Linked DNA regions of Mus musculus: region 2 is linked to region 1. A link is a loop called in an ENCODE intact Hi-C map of the cell type or tissue named here. Cell type or tissue: heart. All regions are shown on one strand. Each heading gives the region's core, and the rest is flanking DNA. Links, peaks and the distances in the headings are about the cores only. Region 1 has its middle 13 kb from the start of Fdps. Region 2 holds the start of Mtx1 (metaxin 1).

Region 1 (9,064 bases), core at 427-8,426:
TGGCTTAGGAGTGGCCCAGCCATTGAGCAGTTAAGGCATATTAAATATGAAGGGTGTGTGTGTGTTTACATTTGAGAATCCAGAGAACTCTTGTGGATAGCAAGAAGTGCCATCACCTGATGGGAGCTCAGAGTGGATTCAAGGTTGCGCCACCTGTGCATAACTACATTTTTTTCTTTTTTTTTTATCCTGGGGTGCATGGGCAGAGTTGAAAGTGGATTTCTGAATTTGAGGCCAGGCTGGACTACAGAGTGAGTTCAGGACAGCCAGGGCTACACAGAGAAGCCCTGTCTCAACAAACAAACAAACAAACAAACAAAACAAAACAAAAAACAAAAAACAAAAAAAAAAAGAAAGTGGCCGGGCGTGGTGGCGCACGCCTTTAATCCCAGCACTCGGGAGGCAGAGGCAGGTGGATTTCTGAGTTCGAGGCCAGCCTGGTTTACAAAGTGAGTTCCAAGACAGCCAGGGCTATACAGAGAAACCCTGTCTCGAAAAACCAAAAACCAAAAAAAAAAAAAAAAACCATATAAAAAAAAAAAAGAAAGTGGGTTAGAGTGCAGCCATAGTGGCACACCTCGTCTTTGTCAAAAGATCTTTGCTGCCTCTGCTGTCAAACACCTAGGTTATTTCTTTTTCTTTTTTTAAAGATTGATTTATTTATTATATGTAAGTACACAATAGCTGTCTTCAGACACTCCAGAAGAGGGCATCAGATTTTGTTATGGATGGTTGTGAGCCACCATGTGGTTGCTGGGATTTGAACTTGGGACCTTTGGAAGAGCAGTCGGCGCTCTTAACCACTGATCCATCTCGCCAGCCCACCTAGGTTATTTCTAATAGTTCTGACCCATTCTTTCCTGCAAACGCATCCATCTTTTGTATCTTTTTACAAATGTCAAGTGTTGGCCGAGTAACAAAGGCCAGGTTAACCAAGTCCTCTGGGTCTATAGAGGAAATAACGGATAGGTGTCCAAGGGGCATTCCAGAAAAGTTGAAGGTGATTCATCTGGGCTCTGTTTCACATCTGCTACTTTAGACAGGTTAGTGGGCTTTTGTTCTGCCTGGTTCATCTTTCTACCAGAACCTGGTGGTACTCTGAGTGACCTCTTATCTCCCTTGGGATAGTCTCATTGGGATATCCAACCTGGCAGAGTGAGGTCAGTTGCCTCTACTATCTGGTCATCAGTCTTTGAAGCTATTCTGGAGAGTGCTGAAGCTGATGTTGTGGCAGTCCATCCCCTAACTTTGGTAGTGAAGAGGGGATGGAGAATTTGTTGACAATCATCCCACGTGGGAAGGTATTGAAAAACATAGGATCAATTAGAGAAATTAAGGAATTTATGTTGGGCTTAAAGGGGGAGTGTTGATCTGATTCTTCCTCTTGTAGAAATCTGTAATGGAAAAAGGATAATGGGTAGCAATTGTCTGGAATGAGCCATAGGGGAGGGAGGACAGAAGGAGGTACTGCTCAGAAACAGGATTGGAGGAAGAGAAGGAGGAGGGAAACAGGATTGGAGGAAGAGAAGGAGGAGGAGTTTCGAGAGTCATATGGCACCCCCTGGCAGGTGTGGAGAGGGGAAACACAGGGAGGTAGAGAAGATCTAGGGAGAAGGAAGACAGGAGAGATAGGGAAGAGCTACGTGGCAGAGTAGAGGTTGAAGCAGACAGACAGGAGAGGGCAGAGTGAGGCTGGAGATGGTAGCGAGGGTTGTGAAGGAGGAGGTGAGCAGGGGAAGGGGGTAAACATGGTTGTGTGGAGGGAGGAGACATTGTTTCTCCTGTGAGTCCTGCAGAATGGTTTTCAGAAGGCGTGCCCGGACTTCTGCTACAGGTCCTCAAAGGGTCCATCTGCCGACAGTCAGGGCTTGGTCATCTTGCTCATTTCTAACCAAACAGACCCTCATTCAGGAGCCAGGGTTGGAAGTTGCTTCTGTCAAAGGCAAGATGTTCCCATTCTGATCTGGATGGTTGGGTTTACTGAGGGTGACATTTACTGCTGCCCAGGCTGGGGTGGGGATGGGGCAGTCGTTTCCAAGTGTGGGCTATTCGGTTTCACAGAATGTTCAGAGATGACTCTTGGTGATAGGATATTCATAATCATCCTGGACAATAGATAAAGATAACCAGCAGGGCGGTGGTGGCACATGCCTTTAATCCCAGCACTCGGGAGGCAGAGGCAGGCAGAAACCCTGTCTCGAAAAACCAAAAAAAAAAAAAGACCAAGAACCTCAAGTGGCATGTGACATCTCACTTTTTGAGGGTAAAATATCTGGGTTCCATCAAACCCTTCTATTTCCCAGATTGGGATCCCCACAGACCAGATCACGTATTCCCAGGAGAGGCCTTCTCCTCAGAGCATTGGAATGCCTTTTTTTTTTTTTTTGGTACGTGAACCAGTCACCTTTTATTGAACACTAGTTCTCAGTCAGGGTATGAAGGTTCAGCTAGTTGAATTCTTCCTAGGTCAGAGTGGGGCAGGCAGTTACACTTGGCCATGCAATGCCCTCTAGCGACCCCTCTTCAGTGGTACTTGTGTCGCCGCTCATGTTTGAGTTCCTTGTAAGAAATGTAGTAGCTGAAAACCACGTAGGCAGCCAGCACCATGAGATGCCGCCTTTCTGAACATTGATGTCCTTGTTGTAAGACAGGACATCCCCTCTCTGAAAGGCTCCTGCAATGCCATTGGTGGTGAAATCCCTCATCAATATCCAGCTTGGCAGCACTCCAAGTTTGACCTCCATGAGCTTCTTCTCCTTCAATGGCTTGAGCGACGCCATCTTGAAGTCCTGGTCTGGAAGGTGTACACCTCCTGAGGCAGCCCTTCAACCCTGGAGCCCCAGAATGAAGATGCAGCTTTAGAATTTGGGTGGTCTATCTCGCTGGGGCCTCCAGAAAATGTGAATCCCACTGAGTGAGAATAAGACCACTACCACAAGCCAGTCAGTGGTGGTACAAACCTTTAATCGCTGTGCTCAGTTGGCAGAGTTAGATGAATCTCTGAGTTCCAGGACAGCCAGGGCTACACAGAGAAAAACGTATCTTGAAAAATTAAAACTTTTTTGAGCAAAATTTGAAGTAAACACCTGAGAATTGGCTAGTGACTGCCTCCCTTGGGTTAAAAAGAGCAGACTTAGGCAGAGGCAGGTGGATTTCTGAGTTCAAGGCCAGCCTGGTCTACAAAGTGAGTTCCAGGACAGCCAAGGCTGTACAGAGAAACCCTGTCTCAAAAACAAACAAACAAACAAACAAACAAAGAGCAGACTTAGGGCCCTTTTAAGTAAAATCATAAGTAGATGCAAAGCAGAGTTACAGAAGACAATAGAGCAGTAAAGAAGTATGAAAAAATATAAAAACAAAACAAAACAAACCAGCTTTCACCATCTCATCTCAGGTAAAGCTTGCGTTCCTTTTCATCCCCACTGCCTTTCCACAGATGGGGTATGAGCCTTAGAAGAGGAGTAAGGAAGCCCAGAAGGTTCATTGGGAATATAAAAACACACCTACCTGGGCTCTGGCCAGCATCTAAAAGAAAAAGACAGAATTTAAAAAAAAAAAAAAAAAGCTCCACTTTTCTGAGTCAGGCCCCAAAGGTGGGCATCACACCTGAACCTCTTTTAGACTGTACTAGGGGGCCAGAATTCTGAGAAGGAAAAGCACATTATCTAATCTACTTGCCTAGGAGTGGTCCTGTCCCGCCCCACCCCCCACCCCCTTCCCCCAGTCAGGTCCCAGACCCGCCCAAGTGGATCAACATTTAGGGAGGAGATAATGGCATGTCTCCACCTAGAGGTGATTCTGCTCCTTACAGTGTGTGTTCATGAAGAATGTGTCTACTAGGGTGCAGGTGTCTTGGAGAACCTGTCATTTTGTTTCATTGTCTCTTGCTTACTGTTCATATGCCAAGCTAGCTGCTAGGAATTTACCTCTGCTGCCCACTTCATCATAAGAGCATGGGTTTACAGGTGAGTGCTGCTAACTATCTGACTCCACGTGGGTTGTGAGGATCTGAACTCAGTTCCTCAAGCTGGTATAGCAAGCGTTCTATCCACTGAGCCACTGGCCCAGCTCCCTCCTTCAGACTCTCACATAGACTTTAGAAATTAGTTACATACAGTTACCTTCATCTTTCACATAAAATCCAGAGGGGTAGCTTGGGGTTGGCCTGGCCAGATGGCTCATCAGTTAGGAGCATGTGTGCTCCTGTGGAGGCCCTGGGTCTGAGCTTCAGCACCTAAGACAGAAGGTTCAAAAGTGCCTGCAATTCCAGCTCCAGGAGACCTGGCACCGCTGACCTTGTGGGGTACCTGCAGTCATGTGCACCCACAACAGATACACATGTGCATGTATGTGTGTGCACACACACTTAAAAATAACAACAACAAAACAAGACACCTGCAATATACCAGTACCCTCAATTTCATTTATTTGTTTAGATATTACACATTCAATTAGAATTCAAATGGGGGCCAGGAAGCACACTGCATGATACCTGTCTGTAAGAGGCTTAGACCCAGAACTTTCACTTTATCTGGTTAAGGACAGAGACAACTACAATGAGAAACCCTGTCTCCAAAAACAGAAATCAAAACCAAAAATGAAAGAAAGAAAGAGAGAGAGAGAGAGAGAGAGAGAGAGAGAGAGAGAGAGAGGAAGGAAGGAAGGAAGAAAAGGAAAAAAAAGAAAAACAGTGACCATGGGCTAGAGAGCTGGCTCAGTGGTTAAGAACACTGACTGCTCTTCCAGAGGTCCTGAGTTCAATTCCTAACAACATGGTGGCTCACAACCATCTGTAATGGGATCTGATGCCCTCTTCTGGAGTGTCTGAAGACAGCTACAGTGTACTCATATATATATAAAATAAATAAATCTTAAAAAAAAATAAAGAGAGAGAGAGAGAGAGAGAGAGAGAGAGAGAGAGAGAGAGAGAGAGAGAGAGAAAGAGAGAGACAGAGACAGAGAGACCACATCCCAGAAACAACATATATTGAGATCTCCCTCCAATACAATGTCCTAATGATGTAGAAACAGACTTGTGGAGTTTTTATGGTAACAAAGGAGGTTATACAACAAAGCATTTAAAAATGGGTTGTGGCCAGGCAGGGGTGGCACATGCCTTTAATCCCTGCACTTGGGAGGCAGAGGCAGGCAGATTTCTGAGTTCAAGGCAAGCCTGGTCTATAGAGTGAGTTCCAGAAACCCTGTCTCCAAAAAAAAAGAAAAAAGAAATAAAAATGGGTTGTGTAAGCAAGGGTGCAGCAAGCTCACCAAACTGTGCCATTCTGTGAGTGGAAACAAAGGTGTATGGGGATCAGTCTGCCAAGGTTATCTCTCCATGGGGAAGGGGAAGCAGAGAGAAGCAAAATGGGAGAAAGCACGCAGCTTCTCAGACAGACAGGCTGAGCCCAGTTTGGACCTAACCTACTGATGGAAACAGGGATGTGGATTACTGCAGACAGGGAATCTCAACTGCAGGCCTCAGATGCTACCTGGTCCCTTCTTATCCGTTCCACTGGTGCAGTTAAGGTTTGGTTAATACATTCCAAAGGGTTTTATTTGCCTATCAGGATGTTAGGTCTGGCACAAGGTGGGTAAGGAATTGCTTTTGGGGGACCTAAACACGGCCCCAAAGAAGTTGTATTTAGGCTCTGAACCTGCAGCAATCCAAACTCTTCACAGCCAATTTTGTTTTGTGTTTTTTCAAGACAGGGTTTCTCTGTATAGCCCTGGCTGTCCTGGAACTCACTCTGTAGACCAGGCTGGCTTCGAACTCAGAAATCTGCCTGCCTCTGCCTCCCAAGAGCTGGGATTAAAGGTGTGTGCCACCATTGCCTGGCTTGCTATTGACATTTTTAAAAAAGATTTTTTATTTTATGTTTACCTAAAATACAGGTTTTTGCCTGTATGTGTGTGTCTGCTGCCTGAACATAGTCAGAAGATGGTGATGGAGTCCCTGGTGTGAGCTTCCACAGGAAAGCAACTGGTGCTTTCCCACACTGAGACAGCTCAGCACGAGGCAGGGGTGTTTTAATCAGCTGCTTTTCAGGAATGCTGATTGACAAATTTCCCCCAGCAAGACAGGGTTTCCTTTTGTAGCTCTGGCTGTCCTGAAACTCCCTATATGGAGACCAGGCTGGCTGCAAAATCAGGGCTCTGCCATCCTCTGCTGGGAGTAAAGGCTGTGTTGGCTCTGATTGGCCTTTAATCAGTCAACTCTTGGTGGCTCCTAATAGCAGCTGGTCACAAGATCATAGGATGACTGGCCACTTGAAACTTCCAGTTAATAATTTATCATGTATCCATGATGAAATGGCGATAAAGAGCCCTGACAGTACTTCCAGACTATCCGACGGGTAGGAAGGTGACCTGCCCAGCTCCGTGAGCACAGAACTATTTTGTACTCAGGACTTTTTTTTTTTTTTTTTTTTTTTTTTTTTTACCTTTTTAAACCTTGTTCAGTGTATCTCTTTATCTGGGTGTTCCTTTTGAAGAAAAGAAAGAGAAAAATAAGAAATAGAGACCATTTGTTTATTTAGGTTTTTTAAGACAAGATTTCTCATTGTAACCCTGGTTGTCCTAGATTGTACTCTATAGACCTCCACAAGACTACCCTCAAACTCAGAGATCTGCCTGTCTCTGTCTCCTGAGTTAAAACAGAGGAAGTCTGGACATAGTGGCATACCCCTTTAGTTCCAGAACTTAAGAGGCAAAACTGGGTTTATCTCTGAGTTCAAGGCCCACCTAGCCTACCTAGAGAATTCTAGGTCAGCCTTTCTCAAAGAATCAAAAAAAAAAAAAAAAAAAAAAAGAAAGGGGCTAGTGAGATGGCTCAGTGGTTAAGAAGAGAGCTGCCTGCTCTTCTGGAGGTCATGAGTTCAAATCCCAGCAACCACATGATGGCTCACAACCATCTGTAATGAGAAACAAATAAAAGAAGCTAATGGGCCTGATGGAGTGGGGTCCCAGGTCAAGAAGGGAAGCAGGGTTGGGGAAGGAGGGGAAGAATGTTACAGTTTTAAGTCAAAAAAAAAAAAAAAAAAAAAAAGAGGGCTGGAGAGATGGCTCAGCGGTTAAGAACACGGGCTGCTCTTCCAGAGGTCCTGAGTTCAATGCCCAGCAACCACATTGGTGGCTCACAACCATCTGTAATGGAATTTGATGCCCTCTTCTAATGTGTCTGAAGACAGCTACAGTGTACTCATATAAATAAAATAAAAGTTAAAAAAAAAAAAGAAAGAAAAGAAAGCCGGGCATGGTGGCGTACGCCTTTAATCCCAGCACTTGGGAGGCAGAGGCAGGCGGATTTCTGAGTTCAAGGCCAGCCTGGTCTACAGAGTGAGTTCCAGGACAGCCAGGGCTATACAGAGAAACCCTGCCTTGAAAAACAAAAACTAAAACAAACAAAACAAAAAGAAGGAAAGAAGGAAAGAAGGAAAGAAGGAAAGAAAGAAAGAAAGAAAGAAAGAAAGAAAGAAAGAAAGAAAGAAAGAAAGAAAGAAAGAAAGAAAGAAAGAAAGAAAGAAAGGGAGAAAAAGAAAGGAAGGATGGAAAGAAGGAAAAAAGGCGCTCCCTGGGGTGGCAGCGGGCCGGTGAACTGGAAAATGAGACGCTTAGGAAGCCACACACCAGTGAGTTCCGAGCCTTTGTGGGTTATTTACATGGGGCAGGGCTTCTCCTAAGTTTGCATGGCCTTGGCTTCTTTCTGCACAAGCTCCATTTGTAGCCCCGGCTTCCACCTTTCTCTACTAACTGTCCCCTTACAGATGGAAATCTTGAAGCCCCTCTGGTCCCTATGAGAACTCCCTTTGAGAGCCATGGTCCTAGAAAATTTGGAGGTAGGTAAAAATTGCTCTTCTAAATCTTCTTCCGTGGCATTGAAGGGTGTGGCTTAGGCATGAGAGTGACCGCAAGACTCCCTACTCTTTTGTCTTTTGGTTGGAGAGGAGACTTGTGGTTCCCTATAGTATGAGTTGGCTGGGAACTCTGTGTCACAGAGTCTTTGGTTTGAGTAGGCCTGATGGCTCATGTCTTTAATCCCAGAATTTAGCAGATTAAAGGCAGAGTCGGGCAGTTATCTTTTACTTTGAGGCTAGCCTGGTTAATATAGTAAATTCCAAGATGGTTAGGACAGCAGCCAGGCCTACATAGTGAGGTCATGCCTCTGCTTCACCCCCAACCAATCCTGCCCCCCCCAAAAGTTTAGTATTTGAATCTGTCATAGAGCCTAGATATCACAAATTTTACAATTTTAAAACATGAGGTTTAATTAAGAGTAACATTGTTGGGGTCTGGGAATCACCACACAACCCATGCATACACCAATCTCAGCTAAGGAAGAATAGCTTATTAAATGCACACCATAGTACTGGATGTCCAGGTCCACAAGAAGGAAAAACCTAATTGTGGCACCAGTCTATCCTCCGGGTAGGCTTTTTATAGGAAAAGCCAAGTCCAACAGTTTGAAGGACAAGGAGGGGAGCAGCTGGCTTACTAGGCAAGCATTATCAGCCAACCTTTAAGCTGAGTGGTCCTGAGTTTGGAAAGGGGGAGGAGTGAATACGTGGTGAACAGGGGATTTCAGAACATTGAGATAACAGAGCATGAGTATTATAATCATAACTTTTTGGCTTATTAGTAGCATTCTTCAGTGTCAGCCACAAGAACAACGGTGAGCTCGTGTATAGGTGCAGGAAGGGCTGCCTGGTGGTCAGCTCTGACTCAAGATATTTTAGACAGAACAGTTCATATTGAACTTTGATTTGATGGGTCCTATGTAAAGCTTTGTGGAATCTCTTAAAATCTGGAGCTGGAGAGGTGGTTTAGCAGTTAAGAGCACTGACTGTTCTTCCAGAGGTCCTGAGTTCAAATCCCAGAAACCACATGGTGGCTCACAACCATCTGTAATGGGGTCTGATGCCCTCTTCTGATGTGTCTGAAGATAATGACAGTGTACTCACATACATTAAAAAAAAAAAGTTAGCAAATCTCATACAGAACAAAACAAGGAATGTGGTCAGCACGTCCTTGAGCCAAGTCAATTTTTTTTGTGTCAATGACTGGCAGG
Region 2 (9,064 bases), core at 484-8,483, 100 kb before region 1:
ACCAGCTTTATACATTTCTCCAGAGCCCTCCTTTTTTCCTCCTCATCTTAAATCTAGGTTACCTGGCATGACACAGCGCCATTGCGTTCAAAGAGACAGTGGGCGTGGATGTGGCAGGGGCTGTGGGCAGGGCTGTGGCAGGTCCTTGCTGGAACGCAGCCCTGGCTCTGGTTCCCCAGGAAACCCAGGCGGCAGGGACCACATTTGAAAGACCCCTAAGAGTAGAGAGGTGGGGGCTGGAGAGATGGCTCAGAGGTTAAGAGCACTGACTACTTTTCCAGAGGTCCTGAGTTCAATTCCCAGCAACCACATGGTGGCTCACAGCCATCTGTAATGAGATCTGACGCCCTCTTCTGGTGTGTCTGAACACAGTGACTATGTACTCATATAAATAAATAAAATCTTTAAAAAAAAAAAAAAAAAAAAGAGTAGAGAGGTGGAGTTAAGAAAGGATGAGCCTGGACGAGTCTCGTTCTACCTGTGGAACCTCAGGCAGCCACCCAGAACTACACCTGCTGTATCTATCTCCTTTAGGTTCTCAGCACAGACTTTTTTTTTTAATTTTATGTGCATTAGTGTTTTGCCTGCATGTATATCTGTGTGAGGCTGTCAGATATTGGAATTACAGTGTGAGATGCCATGTGGGTACTGGGAATTGAACCCAGGTCCTTTGGAAGAGCAGTCAGTGTTCTTAACGACTAAGCCATCTCTCCAGCCCCAGGACAACTTTCTTTAAAGGCAGATAATAGCCCCATTTTTCTAATGAGGAAACTGAGGCTCAAAATGATGAAATAACTTGCTAAAGGTCACAACTGTAAAAGGCAGAATCAACCTGGCCATCTTGCATGGTGCCCAAGGGGGACAGGAAGAAGGAGGAAATTTGAAGAGGGAGTGACACGGTTTCCTTTCCCCAGTCAGAGGCAGAGCAGGGCATTCAACTCACCACCGTGTTGGTGCAGATGGAATTTGGGTCACAGCCTCCGTTGTTACCATCATTACATTCATCAATGTCATTGCAGACCTAAAAGGGCAGGGTGGAGGGGGATCTCACAGATACAGAAGTCACTACTGACAGGGCCCATGGGTGAGCACTGGCATGTTTAGACCCAAAGCCAGAGCTGGTGTAGGGGAGTCTCATCTCATTTTTCACAAATCCATACAGACTTTACCATCTGACCTGTTTGCTGGCTCGAGCATAGTCGATGCCCACACCAGACACTCGGGTGCCCTTGTACCCTGGAGGACAGGCCTCGCAGTGGAAGCCAGGCATGGTGTTGATGCAGCTGGACCCCGGGAAACAGGGGTCAGCGTGAGCACACTGGGGACCAAATGAGAAGGCAGACGTCAGGCATTTTCCTGGGGAAGTGAGCAGCTGTGTGTGATCCTAAGAGCATCACTCCTGGTCCCTGGGCAGCTCTCTCAGCCCAACCTCACAGTGCTCCGTTTCCCCTGGCTGGCCATCTCAAACTTCCCTACCTCTCCCCCAGCTCCTTCACCGCATAGCCCTCTAGTCTACCCTTTATCTTTTTCCTCCTTCCTGTGCTTTCTGGTCTCTGAGCTCTCCTGAATTCCTCTGCTTCTGAACAACTTTCACCCATTTTTTTTTGTACCCTCGAGAGCCCCGCCATCACTCACCTCGTTGATGTCATCACAGTGGGTGCCATTGCCCTGCAGGCCAGGTGGGCAGGGCCCACAGCGATAGCCCGGGTACTCATACACTTCCATACAGTCCACGCCTCGGAAGCAGGGGCTGGGGCTGCAGTGTGAACGCTGCTCGTGGAAACCTGGGAGGTAGACACGGTCAGAGCCACCCTCGAGGGTCACTCTTCGGATGGCTAGGAAGGAAAAGCTGAAGCCACACGGTGGGGAGCATAGCAGTGCTCTCTGGGGCCCTCCTCTCCCACTCACCGCACACCTGACACTCCATGATGGTGTTCCGGATGAGTGACATTTCCTTCACCTGACGAGTGAGGAGAAGTCATCTCTCTGCCACTGTCGTCACACCCCACCCCAGAATCGCATCCTTGGCCTGCCCACTCAAACCTGGTCTCGGATGTCGTCCCGAAGCTCCACTAGGATCTGGTTGAAGAGGGTGAGCTGGGTGACCAATGCCTTGGTCTGCTCCCCTGTCAAGGACCAGGGGATGGAGAGACTTAGAATCGGGGAGCCACTCTGGGCCCTCTTTGCACTGTAAGTCAGCTCTTGTCCCCGAAGCCCACACCACACCTTAGACCCCACCCATGACAGAGGACCACCCTTGCCTCCACTGCCTCTTCATAACTGACTCACCTAGAATGGATTGCAGTGCGCTGGTCACTAGAGGAGAAGTGAGAGCAGTCAGTGGGAGATACTAAGGAAGTGGGAAGGAAGGGGGTCTAGAAGAGGGACAGCCCTGGACCCTCAAGAAAGATGAAGCAGTGCAGAGTGTCATGACAGAGGCAATCCACTACACAGCCTTGCACACGGTAGGCAAGCACTCTTCACATAGCCCCTTACTCGGTCACAGCCACCCCTTCCATCAGGCTAAAGGCCCTCTGGGCATTGCCTTATAGGAAGCCAGAAAAATTTCAAGTCTTCATTCCCAGGCATAGTAGTTCCAGGAGGACTCCAAATGAGAGGCAACCCAAAGTAGGTCCAGGCCCCCAGTACATTCCATTTCAAACCCTTCCCCCAAGCTGCCCCTTCAAGAACCCTTTCAAGTCTCTGGGAGAAGTGGGTGTTTGCTTAGGTAAGAGTCTCTAAGCATCCTTGTCACAGACCAGGATGAGAGTCCTTGGCTAAAGGTGCCACTCAATTGTAGGTGACAGTTGCCAAGAGCAACTACAAAAATCTTGAGACTAAGCCATTACCTTACTCCTTAACCCTAGAGTTCCCCGGAGTTACAGCCCTGCTGGATGATCTTATTTTTCTGATCTACACCTCCTACACATGAGTCAAGGATAAAAGACTTGGAGTTGGGGGGAGGGGGGCGGTTGAAAGCTTCAGGAATGGTCAAGCTAAAGGAAAGTGTTAACTGGGGAGGAGGTCAGAAGGATCTGTTACCTGCATTGTGAATGGAGTCGTCTCCTTGGAATGGACATTCACTCAGGGCTCCTACCCGAGCCATGGATCCACCCAGAATAATTTTCATCGATTCCACAAAGCCCTAGGGGTCAGCAGGGAGGCAGGCAGATCGAGCAGCTCCTCTTGGTGCTACAAACCATGTTCCCCAAACCAGAGGTTCCTTCTCACCTGCATCCTCAGATAAGCCTTTTGTCCAGTTCTAATCTCCAGTCCACTGACCTCTGCTGGAGGGATCGGGGCCAGTGCTGGAAGGCCAGCATGTTGGTCACCCAGTTTACAGTCCACATACAGCTGCAGGCCAGGGCTGGGTCGAGAAGGTCCTCGGAGTCGCAGGAGAGCCGTGTGTGTGCGCCCATCAGCCAGGCCTGCTTGCTGTAGGTTCACTGCATGGACTTTGCCATCTTCCCGCTGGTACCGCACCAGCACTGCCCAGGATTGGAGGTCAGTATGTGCACTAGCCCCACCCCATGTTCCAACTGACTTCCATCATCTCTTCTATATACCAATATGCCACCCCATGGCTGTCTGTCTCTTTGTTTTTTTTGAGACAGGTTTATCTGTGTAGCTCTGAGTATACTGGAACTCACTCTGAGGAACAAGCTGGCCTCAGACTCAGAGATCTGCCTGCCACTGCCTCCATCTGCCTGGAATTAAAGGCGTGTGGCATGACAGCTCAGAGAGAAACTACAAATTAGGTTAATTCCTAATGTGTAACTCTCAACACCTTGTATGTAACAGGTGCACAATAAATGCTTTTCAGCCAGGCGTTGATGTGACAAGCACTCACAGGACCAGGCATGTGGATCTCTGAGTTGCAGGCTGGAGCTACATGGAGAAACCCTATCTTGAAAAGTAAATAAATGTATAAACAATGAAAGTAGTAAATGAATGCTTTTCAAATTGGCCTTAGATGACCTTATTCTCCATGTCTAGGAGACTATCCTTTCCCAAGGTGGCAACTAGATCTGTACCCACTGAACTTTAGCAAAGATCTGAGTGGTACAGTCATTGCTGGGACACAGAGCTGTCTCACCCTCCCTGAGCATCCCAGCCTACAACCTGCCATCCATCCCTATAAATACCAGCCTGACCCAACTGTTTGAGTTCCTCCATACCAGTAGCCCTAGTAGAGGTCATGGAGAATAAAGAGGCACCTGGGAGAGGGCATGAGGGAGACTGCTCAAGGGGTCATTGATGCTGGAAAGGGGTGCCCACCAGTCACCTTTGTTGATCTTGCCCACAACAGAGGCCTCCAGCCATCGTGTGTTGTCTTGGCGAGAGTAGAGGCCAAAGAGGACACCACCTTGCTTTGGAGGGAGGCGGAAAGTGGACAAGAGGTAGATATCCCCAGCAGTGAGTAAAGCTGTCCGAATCTTCTCTGCCACAGCTACCATCTGCCTGGATTCGCCCACTGTCAGCAGGTCAATTACTGGCCAGATAGGGATTTAAAAATTAGAGGAAGTGGTTGGAGTCTGAGGTAGGCCTGCCCTCTCTCCTGAGCTCTCAGAGGTGAGGCATCCCTTTTTTTTATGTTTGTTTTTTTTTTTTTTTTTTTTTTTTTTTTTTTTTTTTTTGAGACAAGGATTTTCTGTAGCCCTGGCTGTCCTGGAACACACTCTGTAGACCAGGCTGGCCTCGAACTCAGAAATCCGCCTGCCTCTGCCTCCTGAGTGCTGGGATTAAAGGCGTGCCCCACCACGCCCGGCTGAGGCATCCCTAATTATCATCTTCCTACCTCTGAACTGCATCCTCAAAACTCAAACTCTTTAGGGATGCTGGTACATGCCTGTAGCCTCAGGCTGAGAGGACTGCCTCAAGCAATCAGGCAGCCTCCGCTACTTTAGACCAGGCTACAAGACCCTATCTCTAAAAACAAAACCATTGGCCCTTTTTTTGTTATCAAGGCAATGCTTCCCTCCCAGCACCTTCTATTGCTTCCAAAGCCTTGGGAACCTATAGGCTTAGAGCCCACTTACAAATACCAAAGCCACTCGCAAACTTCCTATGTCCCACCAGGTGGCGCAAGGGAGACATTGCTGACTAGAGTCTGGAGTGGCACCTGGTGCCCACAACTCAGGAACCAGGAGTACCATCTCTCCATTGCTGGGTTTAGCACACTCCAAACCCTGGGGCCGGTCCTCCCATCCCAGGGGCTCATCACACACATCTTACAGCCGTCCACAAAGCGCTCTGACCCTCCCATCGCTGTTTAGTCTTTCCCCCCTGGGAATGTAGGACCCAGCCAGCATCTCTTCCTCCTGTGTCCTGGCCAATCTGTGGTTTCCCTTCCAGCCAGTAAAGAATCTTTGCTTGTGTCATCTGCTCCTACCACCTCTCCTACACCACCCATGGGCCATCCCCCCACCAGACCTCCGGGAGAGTTCAAGCTGCCCAATCCCCACCCCCGCCCTATCTTTTAGAAACCAAGAGCCAGAGTAAAGGGGGGGGGAACCAAGCCCAGGGTCCCCCACCGTGCAGTCACCATCAATCAAGCTGCTTGCCCAGACTATCCTGTTGATGCTCTGAGACTAACTCTGTCGTGGAGTCCTCCTGGATCCATCCTGGTCTCAGTGCCTGACACTGCACCAATCTGCACTCACCCACCACTCTGGTGCCCACCCCTCCTACATTATCACCAACCCTTCACTCTTCGCAGTGTTAACTTTTCTCTCCAACCCATTTCAGGACTCTTCCCTCTCTCTCAAACTCACATGTGGTCTGTTATTTGCCTGGGGGCAAAAGAAAGGAGACAAAGAGGTGTCAAGGGGGATGAATGCAGGCTTACCCTGAAGGTCCTGACTGCCACACGTGTAAGAGCAGAGGAGGAGGAGAGCCAGGACACCCCAAAGTTCCGGCTTCTCCATGCCGCTTAGCCGGTTCACTACCCCTGGCAGGCAAGGCGACTGGGAGGGAAAAAGACTAGGCGGAGAGCAGGAGCAGGAGGGGGGCGGAGGGACTGAGGAGCGAGCTGGGGGGTTGGGGGGGAGCAGGCGGGTAGGGGGGGGGGTTGAAACAAAGAGCTGCCAATCACCTTGGAGGCATCACCGGCTCCCGAAACCAGAGGCACTGGGAAAGAGTCCCAGAGCTTTCCTTGCCTCCTGCTCCACCATAATGATTTTCCTCAAAGATGCTTCCCTTTAGCCTGACATCTGGTTCTTGGGAGCTTTCAACTTAACAGCGCTACCAAATGCTACTGTTCTCTGCAAGCAGTGGTTGGAAAAGTCAGAATCCCCTGCCTTGGGCAATTCTAGGTTCTAGGCATTATTTCACGGTTGGCGGAAATGGATGTCAGTGGACCATCCTTTGCTACAGTGCCTAGAAGACTACGTACGACACGAGGCTTATTGATGTGGCACAGCAAAAAAAAAAAAAATTTTTTTATTACGGTGTGTTGCGTCCCTGACATGTGCCCATTCCTCCATTTCCCCTCACTCTTGGGAAAATAGAAATCTGGAAGCACCGACGAGAACTTGATGGCTTTCTAAGACATCAGAAAGGGGAAAGCATCACCAGAGGCTAGAGCCATAAACTAGAAGACAGGAGCGAGGATGGGACTGGGGAACACTGGATACCGCGGGATGGCCCTGTCCGGGGTGAACCCGAGGGGAGCTGGGGACCGACCAGGAGTTCCCGTTACGAAGGCAACTGCCCGCGAGCCGCACCTCCCCTTCCCCCACTCAGGCCCCAGCCGGGCCTCAGCTCGGGCGCCGCCACCGCCCCTGTTTTGTTTCCATGGCGACAGGCAGCGCGAGGCCCTCTCCAAACATAACGCGCAGTGGAAAACATGCGGCTCGGGGGACCCCCCCGCGGCGTCCGCTCAGGGCTGAGACCTGAGAGGGCCCGGGGTTGTCGGGGCCATGTGCAGTTTGGCAAGTGCCCCCAGAGACCGACAAGCCGCACCAGATGCCCCTCTCCCAAGCCCTCCGTGTCGCCGGCGGTTCGTGGCTACGCTCGGCAGAGGCGCCGCGAAAGTCCCAAGCGCGTCTGGACGGCGGCCCTGCTCCCTTACGGGGGCCGCCTCAGGACGAGCCCGCGGCGCTCCCCAGAAGGCCGATGCCCCACCTCTCACAGCCCCGCCGCGGCTCAGGCCGCCAAGAGCCACGCCTCCCCAGACCCCAAAGCCCCGGCGGCCAGGGAGGCGGGGACCAGGGGCGGTTCCTGGCGAGAGAAGGCCGACGCATACGAGAAGGTGCTTCCGGGTCAGAGAGCGTACAAGATGGCGGCGCCCATGGAGCTGTTCTGCTGGTCAGGGGGCTGGGGATTGCCGTCGGTGGACCTGGATAGTCTGGCCGTGCTGGTGAGGGCTCATGCACCTGTCCTCTGATCTCTGGAGAGCCGGAGTGGGTGCTCGAGCTTTGCCGAGAACCGAGACGCATGCGTCTTGAGAGAAACTGAGGCAGTCGAAGGCCGATGTGGGCTCCGCGCCTTACGTCCGGATTTCCTAGGATCGATTTGTGTAGCAGTGGAAGTAGGCTTGGTCAGGGCTTCAGAAGATGGGTTTAGACCTTGCCTATCCATTTATTGGCTGGGTGACCTTGGGATAACCCCTTCTGGACGATCTCTTCTTTTTCCGCTATGAATCCATTGAATCTCGTTTTCGTAGACCAGACAGCCCCACAGCCAGACTGTGTAGGAAGACCTTTAGAACTAGGCAGACTTGCTTCTCTTCATTCAACGTCTTCGGGATTGCAAAAAACATTTATTATGCCTCTTAGAGTAAAAAACATTCCCTTGCAATACGATTTTGACCCTTGTATTGAAATTGTTAACAGAAAGGCAAACATGTAAGCAAATAATGAAACGATCACGTGTATTGATGTAAAGTAGAAACAGAATACAGAGACTGTCAAAGTAAATCAGTACTTCCAGGAAGAGGGAAGTTAATTAGGAAAAGCTTTTGTGAATAGGCTTTACAGTGTAGATGGCATAAGGGTAGAAATCTTTTCCTAATGTTTAATCTTGGAAATGGACATATAAACATGTCCATGAACTGTCTGGTCTAGTTTGCCCATTTGTAAATAGGAATGACACCCTCTTTCCGCCTCTCCTTTTGGTATAAAAGTATAGACCATAGAACATAATTTACTGAGTCACGGATTCTTTTCTTGGTTTCTTTATGAAGCCATACCCTGGCCTCTCTACCGTCTGCTTCCTTCCCTGCAGACCTATACCAGATTTACAGGCGCCCCACTGAAGATACACAAGACCAGCAATCCTTGGCAGAGCCCTTCAGGTATCCCTGAGGGACAGGAATGTGCCAGGGGAGGAGCAGGGGACAGGAATGCAATGCAAATGAGTATGACTAGGCAAGCTGGACCCTGTGAGTATACTTCTTTCTCAATATCAGGAACTCTGCCTGCTCTTCGAACCAGTGATGGGAAAGTCATTACAGTGCCACACAAGATCATCACCCATCTTCGTAAAGAGGTAGGTGACTTGAGTGGGGGCTGACAATGGAGGAAATCCAGTCCGTGAAGTGTAACTTATTTATTGGCCACCAGACACAGGCCAGGCAAGAGCAGTGTGATCCAGAGCAGGGAGGAGCAGCATGGGGGATGCAGTGTGACTGTGACAAGCAGTTGGCCAGATAGTGAACTTAAGGGGCTGTGGGGTGGGATAAGCGGAGAAATCAAATGGGCAGGGAGGAAGAGAAATACACAGGCTGATGACACATGGAAAATAAAGAAGAGTAGAGAACAGCAGTTGGTTTCCGGGTAGACCTGAAAGGAATTTCTAATATAAACCGTCATGGTGGTACACGCATATAATCCCAGCACTTGGTAGAAGTGGGATGATCAGAAATTTAAAATCATCTTTGGCTACATAGTGTGTTTGGGGCCAGCCTGGAAGACATAAGAACCCCTCTCAAAAAAGAAAAAAGTCACTGGGCAGTGGTGGCACACATCTTTAATCTGAACACCTAGAAGGCAGAGGCAGGCAGATCTCTGTAGTTGAAAGTCAGCCTGCTCTATAGAGTGAGTTCCAGGCCAGAACTGTCAAA

The links. Peaks named below come from ENCODE experiments on the same cell type or tissue, not always from the same donor. Only the 100,000 strongest peaks of a DNase experiment are listed, where the experiment ranks them.
Region 2: a loop joins it to region 1, with 7 times the contacts of the local background. A loop is called at or near these places in 8 of 42 quality-filtered maps.

What each region holds. Positions count from the first base shown.
Region 1 is chr3:89,110,440-89,119,503 of GRCm38, reverse strand. It overlaps the pseudogene Gm29704. Among named protein-coding and RNA genes, the nearest start is that of Fdps, 13 kb to the right of the region's middle. In heart, for the core only: a CTCF peak has its summit at 3,811 (motif pointing left); no DNase peak of the experiment used is centred there.
Region 2 is chr3:89,212,109-89,221,172 of GRCm38, reverse strand. Mtx1 (metaxin 1) reads left to right here and starts at 7,266. Exons shown (of 8, transcript NM_013604.3): 1 at 7,266-7,360; 2 at 8,227-8,296; 3 at 8,411-8,490. The coding sequence starts at 7,280. It overlaps Thbs3 (thrombospondin 3), which reads right to left and starts at 5,993. Exons shown (of 23, transcript NM_013691.3): 1 at 5,849-5,993; 2 at 4,286-4,492; 3 at 3,232-3,488; 4 at 3,043-3,145; 5 at 2,290-2,316; 6 at 2,044-2,126; 7 at 1,909-1,960; 8 at 1,636-1,784; 9 at 1,178-1,318; 10 at 944-1,021; 11 at 63-215. The coding sequence starts at 5,927. In heart, for the core only: no CTCF peak of the experiment used is centred there; DNase peaks (open chromatin) are centred at 5,152, 5,962, 6,812 and 7,142; H3K4me3 peaks cover 3,615 bases; H3K27ac peaks cover 3,896 bases.